Regions from separate parts of the Homo sapiens genome. Here region 2 is linked to region 1. Evidence: chromatin contacts called from ENCODE Hi-C or POLR2A ChIA-PET data. All regions are on one chromosome and are shown on one strand. The core of a region is the stretch at or near the end of the contact, and the rest is flanking DNA. Distances in the headings are between cores, read along the strand shown.

Evidence for each region. A loop is a pair of places that touch in the nucleus more often than their neighbours do. ChIA-PET counts read pairs that join two places held with the same protein, here RNA polymerase II (POLR2A). Pooled maps may share reads with other maps.
Region 2: a map of CD8-positive, alpha-beta T cell shows a loop between it and region 1 (17-fold over the local background). The contact joins the promoter of ZNF26 here to the promoter of CHFR in region 1. A Hi-C loop is called at or near these places in 10 of 168 maps with a recorded cell type or tissue (B cell, CD4-positive, alpha-beta memory T cell, CD8-positive, alpha-beta T cell and 6 more), 25 of 37 single-sample maps with no recorded cell type and 26 of 50 pooled maps. POLR2A ChIA-PET finds 5 or more read pairs at or near these places in 12 of 52 experiments (AG04449, AG04450, B cell and 9 more).

The regions. Positions count from the first base shown.
Region 1 is chr12:132,883,452-132,890,590 of GRCh38, reverse strand. It overlaps CHFR (checkpoint with forkhead and ring finger domains), which reads left to right and starts at 2,986. Exons shown (of 18, transcript NM_001161346.2): 1 at 2,986-3,044; 2 at 3,251-3,395. The coding sequence starts at 3,263. CHFR-DT (CHFR divergent transcript) reads right to left here and starts at 2,749. Exons shown (of 2, transcript NR_110919.1): 1 at 2,659-2,749; 2 at 2,020-2,471. RefSeq lists enhancers at 590-1,390, 1,391-2,193, 2,530-2,939 and a silencer at 3,010-3,129.
Region 2 is chr12:132,983,757-132,990,248 of GRCh38, reverse strand. ZNF26 (zinc finger protein 26) reads right to left here and starts at 3,882. Exons shown (of 4, transcript NM_019591.4): 1 at 3,376-3,882. The coding sequence starts at 3,408. RefSeq lists enhancers at 3,262-3,311, 3,037-3,536, 3,792-4,261.

The DNA.
Region 1 (7,139 bases), core at 1,737-4,236:
GGAGGGTGGAAGTTTGCCCATAGTGAAGGAGGCAAGCCCAGAGAAAAGAGAGGGTAGAGACATGGAGAGAAGGGGGTGGGGGGTGCTTGCCACCCAGGAAAGTGAAGAAGGGGTAGAGACACGGAGAGAAGGGGTTGGGGGGTTCTTGCCCCCCAAAAAAGCATTACTTGCCACTAAGGGTGAAGGACCAAGGCAGGCGTCCCTGCATGGTCAGACACCTCTGAAACGTGGGTGAATAATCAGGCAGGCGTCCCTGCGCGATTAAACACCAAGGGAAGACTGTCTTCCCGAGTCCATGACCGGCGCCGGAATTTTGGGTTCATGGATAAAACGCGTCTCCTTTGTCTCTACCAGAAAAGGAAAGGAACTGAAATTAAGAGTAGGGAGAGATTAAAGTGTGGCACCAAGATTGAAAGGAGAAAGAGGTTGAAGGATAGTGAGAGAGGTGGGAGAAGAGAGTGAAAAGAGGCCATTACCCGATTTAAAATTGGTGAGATGTTCCTTGGGCTGGTTGGTCTGAGGACCTGAGGTCGTAGGTGGATCTTTCTCACGGAGCAAAGAGTAGGACAGGGGATTGATCTCCCAAGGGAGGTCTCCCGATCCGAGTCACGGCACCAAATTTCACTCGCGTCCATGTGAAGAGACGATCAAACAGGCTTTGTGTGAGCAATAAAGTTTTTTACTCACCTGGGTGTAGGCGGGCTGAGTCCGAAAAGAGAGTCAGCAAAGGGCAGATAGGGGTAGTGGGGCCGTTTTATAAGATTTAAGTAGGTAAACGAAAATTACAGTCAAAGGGGGGTTGTTCTCTGGTGGGCAGGGGTGGGGGTCACAAGGTGCTCAATGAGGGAGCTTTTTGAGCCAGGATGAGCCAGGAGAAGGAATTTCACAAGGTAATGTCATCAGTTAAGGCAAGGACCGGCCATTTTCACTTCTTTTGTAGTGGAATGTCATCAGCTAAGGCAGGAACAGGCCATTTTCACTTCTTTTGTGATTCTTCAGTTACTTCAGGCCATCTAGGCATATATATACATGCAGGTCACAGGGGATGCGATGGCTTAGCTTAGGTTCAGAGGCCTGACATGATCCACCTGCCTCAGCCTCCCAAACTGCTGGGATTACAGACGTGAGCCACTGCGCCCAGCCGGTTTTACACCTTTTAGGGAGAAAGTTCATAGATGGATTCAAAGATTTTCTGATTGGCACTTGGTTGAAAGAGTTGTTATTATCTAAAGACCTGGAATCAATAGAAAGGATTGTCTGGGTTAAGCTAAGGGAGACAAAGTTTCTATTTTGTTATTTTTTTTTTGACAGGGTCTCTGTTGCCCAGGCTGGATTGCAGTGGCACAGACTGTGGTTTACCGCAGCCTTGTCCTCCCGGGCTCAAGGAATCTGCCCACCTCAGCCTCCTGAATAGCTGGGACTATAGGCATGTGCTGTCATCATGTCCAGCTAAGACGGGGTCTCCCCATGTTGCCCAGGATGGTCTGAATTCCTGGGCTCAAGCGATCCACCCACCTCGGCCTCCCAAAGTGCTAGGATTACAGGCTTGAGCACCACCACTCTGGCCATTCTAATGCAGATGCCGCTCCAGGCAGCAGGCTTCAGAGAGAATAGATGGTAAACTTTTCTTATCAGAGTTAAAAAGGTGCCAGAGTCTTACATTCTCTCCTGGATCAGGAAAAGATGTGGAAAAGGAAGGAGATTCTCTACAAAGTAGATTTCCCCCAGGAGACAGTTTTGCAGGGCTACGTAAAACTATGTTAAATAAATACATGTCAGGGTAAAATACTTCGTTTTCTTCCAGGGCCTGCTATTTGTCATGTGATGTATCTTAATGCTACAGACCGTTTGGTCAGCCTTAAGTTGTCTGTTTTAACGTCGACGCTGGTCAGTTATACCTGAATTCCAAAGGGAGGACAGTATAATGGGACATATCCAAACCCTGCTTCCCATCAGGGACTGAACTGGTTTTTCAGATTAACTTTGGCGTTGAGAGACTCAGTTCATTCAGTTGGTTGGGGAGGCTTACAATTTTATTTTTGGTTTACAAGGTATAGATAACTATGCCTATACCTATATATACAAATGTTTATATATGTATATATGTGTGTATATATGGTTTGTTTTACACAAATGGATGCCTACTTTATTTATTTTGGTAGCGATGAGGTCTCAGGCTAATCTCGAACTCCTGGGCTCGAGATCCTCCTGCCTAGGCCTTCCAAAGCACTTAGATTACAGGCGTAAGTCACTGCGCCCGGTCCTGCTTCACCCTCTTAAAACCGCCCTTGGGGGCTCCTCATGAGTGCAGACATTGGCGCGTTCCTCCAAACCGCACAGACTCCCCCTGCGTGGACGCGTCTCGCCGTCTTTACTCCTCTTTCGCCGACCTTTCACTTTCAGGGAATACCCTCTGGCGCCCTTCTCTGGAGCACACACGTGAACGCCGCCGGATTCCAAGAAGTGAGATACTGAGGCAAAAGTTACGCGCGTTCAGAACAGGAAGACCCCGCAAAACGCCGGCCAAGACGTGGCCCCGCGTCCACCCTGCCCACAAGCAGCCGCTCCCACTCGCGGACCGCGCCCTGTGCCTCAGACTTCGGATCTGTGTGATCCACTGTGTGCAACTGTACCCGAAAGGGTCCCCACGTGCACTACCTCGTGACAACTAAGATGGACCGTCTTCTACTCCTAGGAGTCATCCCCAGATTAGCGGGGCTCTCAGAATCCTTGGGGCTTCCAATCCGGAAGTTCCCCGTCCCTTCTGCCCCAACATAACATGGCGCCGACCGCAGCCACTTCCGTGATCCGCAGGCGACGAAGTCGCCTGGTCAGGATCAAAGATGGCCGAGCGCCCTCCACGCGCCTACTCTCGCGGGCCACTCCCGGCTCCGCTTTAGCTGCCGCTCTTGGTGAGCGCCGCCGCCAGCCAATCGCGGGGCGCAGAGGCCTCTGGCCCCGCCCCGCGGATCAGCTGAGGGAGCCGCAATGTCTCTTGACAGCGGCGGCGGCGCAGCCGGTTCCGGGTTCGGCGCGGGGCGGGGGTAAGCGCGGCTGGCGAGGGGGCTGCGGCGGGCGGCGAAGGGGGACCTGGTTGCGGCCGTGGGAGGGGGCGCCCGCCGGCGTCCAGGCCGGGCTGCGGGGCTGCGTGGGCGCGGGCGGCCGGGCCGGGGCCCGCGGGGTGGGGCGGGCGCCGAGTCTCGGCCTCTGGGGTCGGGAGTCTCCATGGGCGTTTCCGGGGTCTCCGCAGATGTGAATCCCGATGGAGCGGCCCGAGGAAGGCAAGCAGTCGCCGCCGCCGCAGCCCTGGGGACGGCTCCTGCGTCTGGGCGCGGAGGAGGGCGAGCCGCACGTCCTCCTGAGGAAGCGGGAGTGGACCATCGGGCGGAGACGAGGTGCGGGGCTGAGGCCGGGGCCGGGGGCCGGGGCCGGGCAGAGCCACCGGGTTGCGGGCAGGCCACACGGGCGGCGGTGCAGTGTGCGCTCCAGATTTTTCCGTGGAGTGAAATGTCATGTAAGAACTGGTATTTATTCGGTGTTCTGCCCACCGATTCTTGCGCATGATTCACGCACATCATTTAGCCTTCGTTACAACTGTATAAGTTAGTTGTGTTCATATACTCTCCAGAATGCAATATTGTCACGTTCGTTGCCGTACAGAGTATCTTTTCTGACTGTAATGGAACGAAATTAAAAATAATAGAAGGAAAAGTGGAAAATTCACAGATATGTGGACATGAAACACCACACTCTTAAAGCAACCGGTGGGTCAAATAAGTCTTTACAACGGGGACCTTGTTTTGAGACAAATGAAACAAAAATAGAATACACCAAAAGGTATTTAGGATGCAGCCAAGGCAGTACTCAGAGGGAAATTTATAGCTGTAGTGCTTATATTAAAAAAGATCTCAAGTCCCAGCCCCTAGAATATTTATTTATTTAATAAACCTGGAAAGCTAAAAACTTGAACAAAGTCATACAACGGGTGAGAGAAAGTTCCCTCAGCCTCCACATTCACTGCCTCCAGTCTCCCAAGTGACCATCTGGTTGTTTGATTTCCTCTGAAGCCTTTGTATGGGGAGAGAAATGCGCTGGTCCTGTCAACAAAAATGTTTAGTTTGTCTGAAAATTAATGAATTAGCTCCGACATTATACTCTAAAAAGGAGCGAGGATGGGAAATATTTGCTGTTTGGAAGCAATTTTTTTTTTTTTTTTGGTTAATTTCACCCCTTATAATGTGCTTGCACCTGGTTTTTTTTGTTTTTTTGTTTGTTTTTTTGAGATAAGAGTCTTGCTCTGTGGCCCAGACTGGGGTGCAGTGGTGTGATCTCAGCTCACTGCACCCTCTGCCTCCCGGTTCAAGTGATTCTCCCGCCTCAGCCTCGGAGTAGCTGGGACTACAGGCGTGCGCCACCATGCCTGGCTAATTTTTGTATTTTTAGTAGAGATGAGCTTTCGCCATATTGCCCAGGCTGGTCTTGAACAACTGAACTAAAGTGATTCACCTGCTTCGGCCTCCGAAAGTGCTGGGATTACAGGTGTGAACCACTGTGTCTGACCTGGTTTTGTTTTTTGGGGTGTTTTGGTAGTCTTACATTCCAGTATCAAGTCAAAGTTTATTTTACAACTTTGAAAGTATTTAGATATCATCATAACATATCAAAATTATCCCTTTAAGACAAGAGGAAGTATTTGAAGATTTTTCCCTTTGTCTTTACTTGATAGACTAGGAGGTTTGGTGAAGAGCAGAGGCCCTAGAGACAAATTATGTGGGTTTCCAATCTGTCAACACATTACTCTGGGCTAACGACATCTTTCTGCGCCTATGTACCTACTTCATAGATTTGCTCTGAGGAGTTAATGAGATCATACACGGACTGCTTAGAAGGAACTTTAGCGTTAGCACTTAGCATTAGCCATTGTTATTGTAACATGTTATACATGTTATTACATGGTAGGACATTACATGTTAAGACAAGGAGAGAAAATATGTCGTTGAGTTTATCTTTTAATAGGAACGATTTTAGTGAATTTATAAATAATGTTGCCAGCAAAAACTTTAAGATTATTGTATTAGTTTGTTCATACTACCATAGCAAAATACTACATTCTGGGTGGCTTAAGCAACAGAAATTTATTTATTTATTTATTTATTTATTTATTTATTTATATATTTTTTGAGACAGAGTCTCACTCTATCACCCAGGCTGGAGTGCAGTGGCGCGATCTCGGCCCACTGCAAGCTCCACCTCCCGGGTTCTTGCCATTCTTCTGCCTCAGCCTCCCGAGTAGCTGGGACTACAGGCGCCCACCACCACGCCTGGCAGTGGTATTTTGTATTTTTAGTAGAGACGGGGTTTCACCATGTTAGCCAGGATGGTCTCAATCTCCTGACCTCGTGATCTGCCTGCCTCAGCCTCCCAAAGTGCTGGGATTACAGGCGTGAGCTATCGCGCCCGGCCAGAAATTTATTTTTTATTTTATTTTATTTTTTTAATTTTTGAGATAGAGTCCTGCTCTGTCACCCAGGCTGGAGTGCAGTGGCATGATCTCGGCTCACTGCAACTTCCCTCTTCCAGGTTCAAGCGATTCTCCTGCCTCAGCCTCCCGAGTAGCTGGGACTACAGGCACGTACCACCACACCTGGCTTATTTTTTTCTATTTTAGTAGAGATGGGGTTTCACTGTGTTGCCCAGGCTGGTCTCGAACTCCTGAGCTCCAGCAATCTGTCTGCCTCGGCCTCTCAAAGTGCTAGGATTACAGGTGTGAGCCACTGTGCCTGGCCAGAAATTTATTTTCATGGTTCAGGAGGCTGGGAAGTCCAAGATCAAGGTGTTGGCAGATTGGGTTCCTGGTGAGGGCTCTCTTGGCTTGCAGGTGGCCACTTTCTTGCTGTGTCCTCACATGGCAGAGAGGGGGACTCTGCTTGCTCTCTCTGCCTCCTCTTAAGAGGGCACCAGCCCTGTGACATCTGATTCCCACCTAGTGACCTCATTTAACATTTATCAGCTCACAGGCCCCATTTCCAAATACAGTCACATTGGGGATTAGGACTTAAATATATGAATTTTAGGGGGGTACAGACACTCAGTTACAAACATTCAGTTCCTAACAGTTGTAGAACTTGATTATTTTATTTATTTATTTTATATATATATATGTATTTTTTTTTTTGAGACGGAGTTTTGCTCTTATTGCCCAGGCTGTAGTGCAGTGGTGCCTTCTTGGCTCAACCTCCAACCTCCCGGGTTCAAGCAATTCTCCTGCCTCAGCCTCCCGAGTAGCTGGGATTACAAGTATGTGCTACCACGCTCAGCTACTTTTTGTATTTTTAGTAGAGACGGGGTTTCTCCATGTTCGTCAGGCTGGTCTTGAACTCCTGACCTCAGGTGATCCACCCGCCTCGGCTTCCCAAAGTGCTGGGATTACAGGCGTGAGCCACTGTGCCCGGCCTGATATATTTATTTTTTGAGACGGAGTCTTACTCTGTCACCCAGGCTGGAGTGCAGTGGTGCGATCTTCACTCACTACAACCTGCATCTTCCAGGTTAAAGTGATTCTCCTGCCTGAGCCTCCAGACTAGCTGAGATTTCAGGCGTGTGCCACCACACCTGGCTAGTTTTTTGGTATTTTTAGTAGAGATGAGGTTTTACCATGTTGGTCAGGCTGGTCTTGAACTCCTGGCCTCAAATCAAATGATCCACCTGCCTTGGCCTCCCAAAGCGTTGGGATTACAGCCATGAGCCACCTCGCCCAGACAGAACTTGATTATTTTAAAGCAATGATGTGCCTGCCATTTATAAGGCATTATTTGGGGGAAAAGGGAAAGCCTAGGTAACGTGTAGGAAGGGGTGCAACAACCTTGTTTTCCCAAAGAGCTCTTTATCCAGTCTGGAGTGCAGTGGCACGATCTCGGCTCACTGCAAGCTCTGCCTCTTGGGTTCACACCATTCTCCTGCCTCAACCTCCCAAGTAGCTGGGACTACAGGCACCCGCCACCATGCCCGGCTAATTTTTTTTGTATTTTTAGTAGAGACAGGGTTTCACCATGTTAGCCAGGATGGTCTTGATCTCCTGACCTCATGATCCACCCGCCTCGGCCTCCCAAAGTGCTGGGATTAGAGGCGTGAGCCACTGC
Region 2 (6,492 bases), core at 2,633-5,132, 99 kb before region 1:
TGGTGCAAACATGGCTCACAGCAGCCTCAACCTCCCAGGCTCAAGCAATCCTTCCACTTCAGCCTCCTCAGTAGCTGAGACTACAGGCATGTGTCACCACGCCCAGCTATTTTGTTTTTTAATTTTTTGTAGAGATGGGGTCTCACTATGTTGCCCAGGCTGGTCCTGAATTCCTAGGCTAAAGCTATCCTCCTGCCTCAGCCTCCCAAAGTGATTACAGGTGTGAGCCACATCTGGCCCAGAAAAAAAATCTGACAAAATCCAACCCCATTCACAATTAACAACAACAAAAACCCTCACTAAACTAGGAACAAGGGTCTTTCTCAACTTGATAGAGAATATCTACCAAGAAAAATGCTACAACTAACATCATACTTAACTGTGAGAAACTTGAAGCTTTCCCACTAAGATCAACAAGGCAAAATGTATCTTTAATCCCCTCTCACCACTCTTTTTCAACATTGTACTGGAAGTCCTATCTGAGGCAAAAAAACAAGAACAGAAAATACAGGATGAGAATCCCTGTTCCAAAAACCTGAAATCTAAATGCTCCAAAATTCAAAACGTTTTGAGTCCTCACACGTGGAAAATCCCACACATTAACTTAATACAACCTTTGTTTCACACACAAAATTATTTAAAATACTGTATAAAATTACCTTCAGGCTGTACGTATAAAGTATATATGAAACATAAACAAATTCTGTGTTTAGACTTGGGTCCCATCCCCAAGATATCTTATGTATATGTAAATAGTCCAAGATCTGAAAAAATCCAAAATCCAAAACAATTCTGGTCTTAAGCATTTTGAATAAAAGATACTTAACCTGTAAAATGTATAATGACTGTGAAGGAAGGAATAAAACTTTGTTCACAGATGGCATAATTGTGCAAAGTCCAAAAGAATTCACCAGACCCGGCACGGTGGCTCATGGCTGTAATCCTAGCACTTTAGGAGGCCGAGGTGGGCTGATCACGAGGTCAGGAGATCGAGACCATCCTGCTAACACAGTGAAACTCCATTTCTACTAAAAATACAAAAAAATTAGATGGGCGTGGTGGCACATGCCTGTAGTACCAGCTACTCAGGAGGCTCAGGCAGGAGAATCGCTTGAACCCAGGAGGTGGAGGTTGCAGTGAGCCGAGATTGTGCCACTGCACTCCAGCCTGGCCAACAGCGAGACTCTGTCTCAAAAAAAAAAAAAAAAAAAAAAAAAAAATTCACCGAAAGACTCCTGGAACTACATGATTATACCAAGGTTGCAGGATACAAAGTTAATATACAAAAGTCAACCCCTTTCCTGTACACAGGTGTAAGCTGAATTTGAAATAAAAAACACAATACCATTTACAGTAGCACCCACAAAAATTAAATACTTAGGTGTAAGTCTAACAAAATATATAATGATACTATATAAAATCTATATGAGAAAAACTACCAAACACTGCTGAATGAAAACTAAGAACTAGATAGAGAGATATAACATGTTCATGGATAGGAAGACTCAATATTCAAGACTTCAGCTCTTCCCAACTTGATCTACAGATTGAATGCACTGTCAGTTAAAATCCCAGCAAGTTATTTTGCAGATGTTGACAAACTGATTATAAAGTTCAGACAGACAAAAGACTTAGATTAGCTAACAGGATACGGAAGCAGAAGAATACATTTGGGAGAATGAACCTGACTTCAAGACTTATAGGCTGGGCATGGTGGCTCACACCTGTTATCCCACCAATGCTTTGGGAGGCCAAGGAGGAAGAAGTGCTTGAGGCCAAGAGTTGCAGGCCAGCCAGGGCAACACAGTGAGACCCTATCTGTACAAAAAAAAAAAAAAATTTTTAATTAGCCTGATGTGGTGGCATATGCCTGTAATCCCAGCTACTCAGGAGGCTGAGGTGGAGGATCCCTTGAGCCCGGGAGTTCGAGGCTGCAGTGAGTTGTGACTGTTCCACTGCACTCCAACCTGGGCAACAGAGTGAGATCCTGCCTTGAAAAAAAAACAAAAGATTTACTATAAAGACCAGCCTGGGCAACATGGCTAAACTCCATCGCTACAAAATATACAAAAATTACCCGGACTGGGTGGCATGTGCCTGTAATCCCAGCTACTCGGGAGGCTGAGGCTCAAGAATCGCTCGAACCCGGGAGGCAGAGGTTGCAGTGAGCCGAGATCGCGCCACTGCACTCCAGCCTGGGCGACAGAGCGAGACTCCGTCTCAAAAAAATAAAAAAAGACTTATTACAAAGCTACAAAAATCAAGACAGTGTGGCAGTGTGGTATTAGTGAAACAACAAATAGATCAATAGAACTCAATAAAGAGCCCAGAAATAGACCCATATAAATATAGTCAACTGATCTCTGACAAAGGAACAAACTCACAGGGGGAGAAATCCACTCCTAACTTTCTCTCGTTTCTTTAGCACAACAGCCTTTCTCCACCGTGTGTCCTTTCCTTTCATTAACCTGAGTCCTCACCTCGGTCCTCTTGAGGGTTCCAGTTGGTCACACTCTGAGCTTCCACGAATACAATAAGGTGTCTTTATGTATTTCCAGTTTAGACCTCCCATGTGAGTTACAGGCTGAAATACAGGCATTGGATATTCAACACCTGCGAAAGTCATTCCCAGGGTCCCTCTTCCAATAGCATTCCTAGTCTCCGGCTGTATAGCTCAATGGTAGAGCACCACATCCGGCAACGTCGTCAACACCACTCACCGAGGGCAAAGGATTTGGCAATCAAATCACTTGTAAAGACTCCCCTCTGGTTCACTCCATCAATAATTCATAAAGTCCCGATGATCCACTGGCCCGCCCCTTACCTTTCGGACTCTCGAGCTCCGCTCCTAGCCTTTTCTCCCTATTCATTCACCTGTAATTGCGTCCATAGTTCACTAGACTACCCTCTCCACCAAACCAAAGCTCCTCTAAAATTAGGAACATACATAATTTATCTCTGCATTGCCAGCACCAGCCTTAGAGTCCAGCAGACAAAAGGACACTCCATAAACAAGCATTTGGCCAAACGAAAAAGGAGGAACTGATCATTTCTCCAGCTAAGTTCTAAGGGTCTCCATAAGACAACTTTGTGTAGAAAACATGAAATGATGGAGGATCCTCAGACTTCAGGGCCCGCAGCTGGCCATGAAGTGCAGTATAACTGCCCGTCACAGAATACCACAGGCACGTTTCTGCAGGGCCAGAGCTTGGGCGAGCTTCAGAGGCGCTTTGGTTTGGTGGGGAGGGTAGTCTAGTAAACTACGCACACAATTACAGCTGAATGTGAGTTCAGTTCCCGGAGTAACCCTGAAGAGATTAACGTGGCCACCCTCAGTATCCAGTCGAATTTTAAACACGGAAAGTCTCTACTTACCCAGCACGAAGCTGTCCGGAAACTGGTGGCCATCCCCACGCCCACGTTCGCGCGCTGCCTGCGGGGGCAGGACCCGCGGGCTGCGGAGAGACCGTGAGGGATGCGTCCGCCCGAAGACAGGTGCGGGACCAGGGCCCCAGGCTCCTGACCGTCCCGGGGCCGAGTCGTTGGCAGGGACGCCGGCTCCTCAGCTCTCGCCCAACACAGACCGCGCGTGACTAGACAACCTCCCGGTCTGGGTACCAGGAGTCGCACGGATGGATTTGTGCCTTTCCGTGGCCCTGACTCGGGAGAGCAGGAGGCTGATCTGGCCCCGTCCACGCCCCGGACCGACGGAAGTGTTTAGCTGGTCAAGTCTCTGGTCTGCCCAGGATAATCCGAGCCGCTTAGCTCCGCGCCTCCGCGGCCACAGAGACTCAGCCAGGTACACCCGCTGGCCAGATTCCGGTCCACTGAGTCTAAGCCGGAAACAGCCCTGCACGCGCGCACCCGACTAAGGCCGGGAGTGCGGCGCATGCGGAAGTGCGTCCTGCGTCGATGCGCCAGGACGCGAAGGCGCCGGAAAAACTACATCTCCCACAATCCTCGGAGAAGGCTCCCTCGTTACAGGCCTGGCTTCCAGCTGCCGCGGATCTAGAGAGGGGCACAGCCTGACGGGAAAGGAAGGCTGGGAGGGGGCTCCGCCAGCGGCACCTGGTTCACCCTCCCACGGCTGCGCCAGGTTCAGTACCATCCTCGGAGCCTGGACGCCCAGTTTCCCAGGGCCTGTAGAACTGACTCAGAGTCCGACCCCAGCAGAGACGCAGGCGTGCTGAGGTTTTGATATCAAACAAGATAGGGTTCAGACCAGAAGGCACAGCAAAAAAGGACGCTTTGTAAAGCTAAAAGCTGCAGTTCATAGGGTTAAATAACAGTTTTGAATATCAGTGCACCAAATAATACAGTAACCAACTTCATAAAGGAGAAACTATAGTAGATGTGAAAAACAAATAAATAGAACCACACCAGTAATGAAACTGCCTTTGCAAAAATTATATCAGTGAGAAAATTATAGCAGTGGGGGAGGTCTAATCTAACCAAACCCCCAACTCTGCGCGCCTTTGGCTGTCAAGATGCCTTCATTATTCCTGGGCTTAGGCCAAGCTAACTTTGGAAGACATTTAGGTTATAGTTCAAATGATAGCCCTTTTCCAAAACCCAACTGCCTTTGTAAAACCTATGAGAGACCACCAAGCTAGCGGGAGGAGAGGAGCCTGAATTCTGCTAAGATGTGGATTGGTCACAAGACACGCAACTTCCCCAGTTACTCCTACAGATAACACCACTATTGTAGATTGGCCTTTTGAGATTTAAAAATGTGCAAAATGGCCAGGCACGATGGCTCACGTCTGTAATCCCAGCATTTTGGAGGGCTGAGGTGGGTGGATCGCATGAGCCCAGGAGTTGGAGACTAGCCTGGGCAACATGGTGAAACCTCGTCTCTACAAAACATATCAAAAGTAAGCCGGATGTGGTGGCATGCATCTGTAGTCTCAGCTACTTGGGGGGCTAAGGCAGCAGAATTGCTTGAGCCCGTGAGGTGGAGGTTGCAGTGAGCCGAGATTGCACCATTGCACTCCAGCCTCGATGACAGGAGTGAAACCCTGTCTCAAAAAAAAAAAAAAAAAAAAAGTGCCAAACATCTGAATAGACATTTCTCAAAAGAAGACATACAAATGGCAAACAGGTATATGAAAAGGTACACAATATAATTGATCATCAGAGAAATGCAAATCAAAACTACAACGAGATATTATCTCACCCCAGTTAAAATGGCTTTTATCCAAAAGACAAGCAATAATAAATGCTGGTGAGGATATGGGGAAAAGGGAACCCTGGTACATTCTTGGTGGGAATGTAAATTAGTACAACCACTATGGAGAACAGTTTGGAGGTTCCTCAAAAAAATAAAAATAGAGCTACCATACAATGCAGCTATCCCACTCCTAGGTATATACCCGAAAGAAAGAAAATCAGTATATCCAAGAGCTGTCTGCACTCCCTTGTTGACTGCAGCACTATTCACAATAGCCAAGATTTGGAAGTAACCGAAGTGTCAATCAACAGGTTAATGAATAAAGAAAATGTGGTACATATACACAATGGAGTACTAGGAAGCCATAAAAAAGAATGAGATCCTGTCATTTGCAACAACATGGATGGAACTGGAGATCATTATATTAAGTGAAATAAGCGAGGCAGAGAAGACAAACTTCACATATTCTCACTTATTTGTGAGAGCCAAAAATTAAAACAATTGAACTCATGGTGATAGAGAGTAGAAAGATGGTTACCAGCAGCTGGGAGGGTAGTGGGACACTGTGGGGGATGGAAATAGTCATTTGGCAGAAAAAATAGTTAGAATAAGACCTAGTATTTTCTAGCACAACAGGATATACTCAAAAATAATTTAATTGTACATTTTAACATAACTAAAAGTATAATTGGATTGCTTGTAACACAAAGGATAAATGCTTAAGGGTACCCCATTTTCCCTGATGTGATTTTTATGCATTGCATAATAATCATTGCATTATAATATGCATTCTATATCAAAATATCTCATGTAATCCATAAATGTATACACCTACTATGTACTCATAATAATTAAAAATTAAAAAAATTAGCCAGGTGTGGTGGCATACACCTGTAATCCCAGCTACTTGGGAGGCTGAGGCAGGAGAAATGCTTGATCCTGAGAGGTTGAGGCTGCAGTGAGCCATGATCCCACCACTGCGTTCCAGTCTGGGCAACACAATGAGACCCTGTCTCAAAAAAAGAAATTAATTAATTAAAAATTTTCCCACAGAGAAAATCTGGGAATGGATGGCTCCACTAGTGAGTTCCATCAAATACTTAAAGAAGAAAGGATAATTCTTTACAAATTCTTTCAGAAAATAGATGAGAGGGAATACTTCCCAACTTATTCTATGAAGCCAGTATTATTCTCATACCAGAGCTAGACAAAGACATCACGAGGGAAAAACAAAACAGAGCTACACACCAATATTCCTATGGTGTGTAGTACCATAGACATAGACACAAAAATTCTTAAGGCTTGAGAAAACTCTTTTTCTC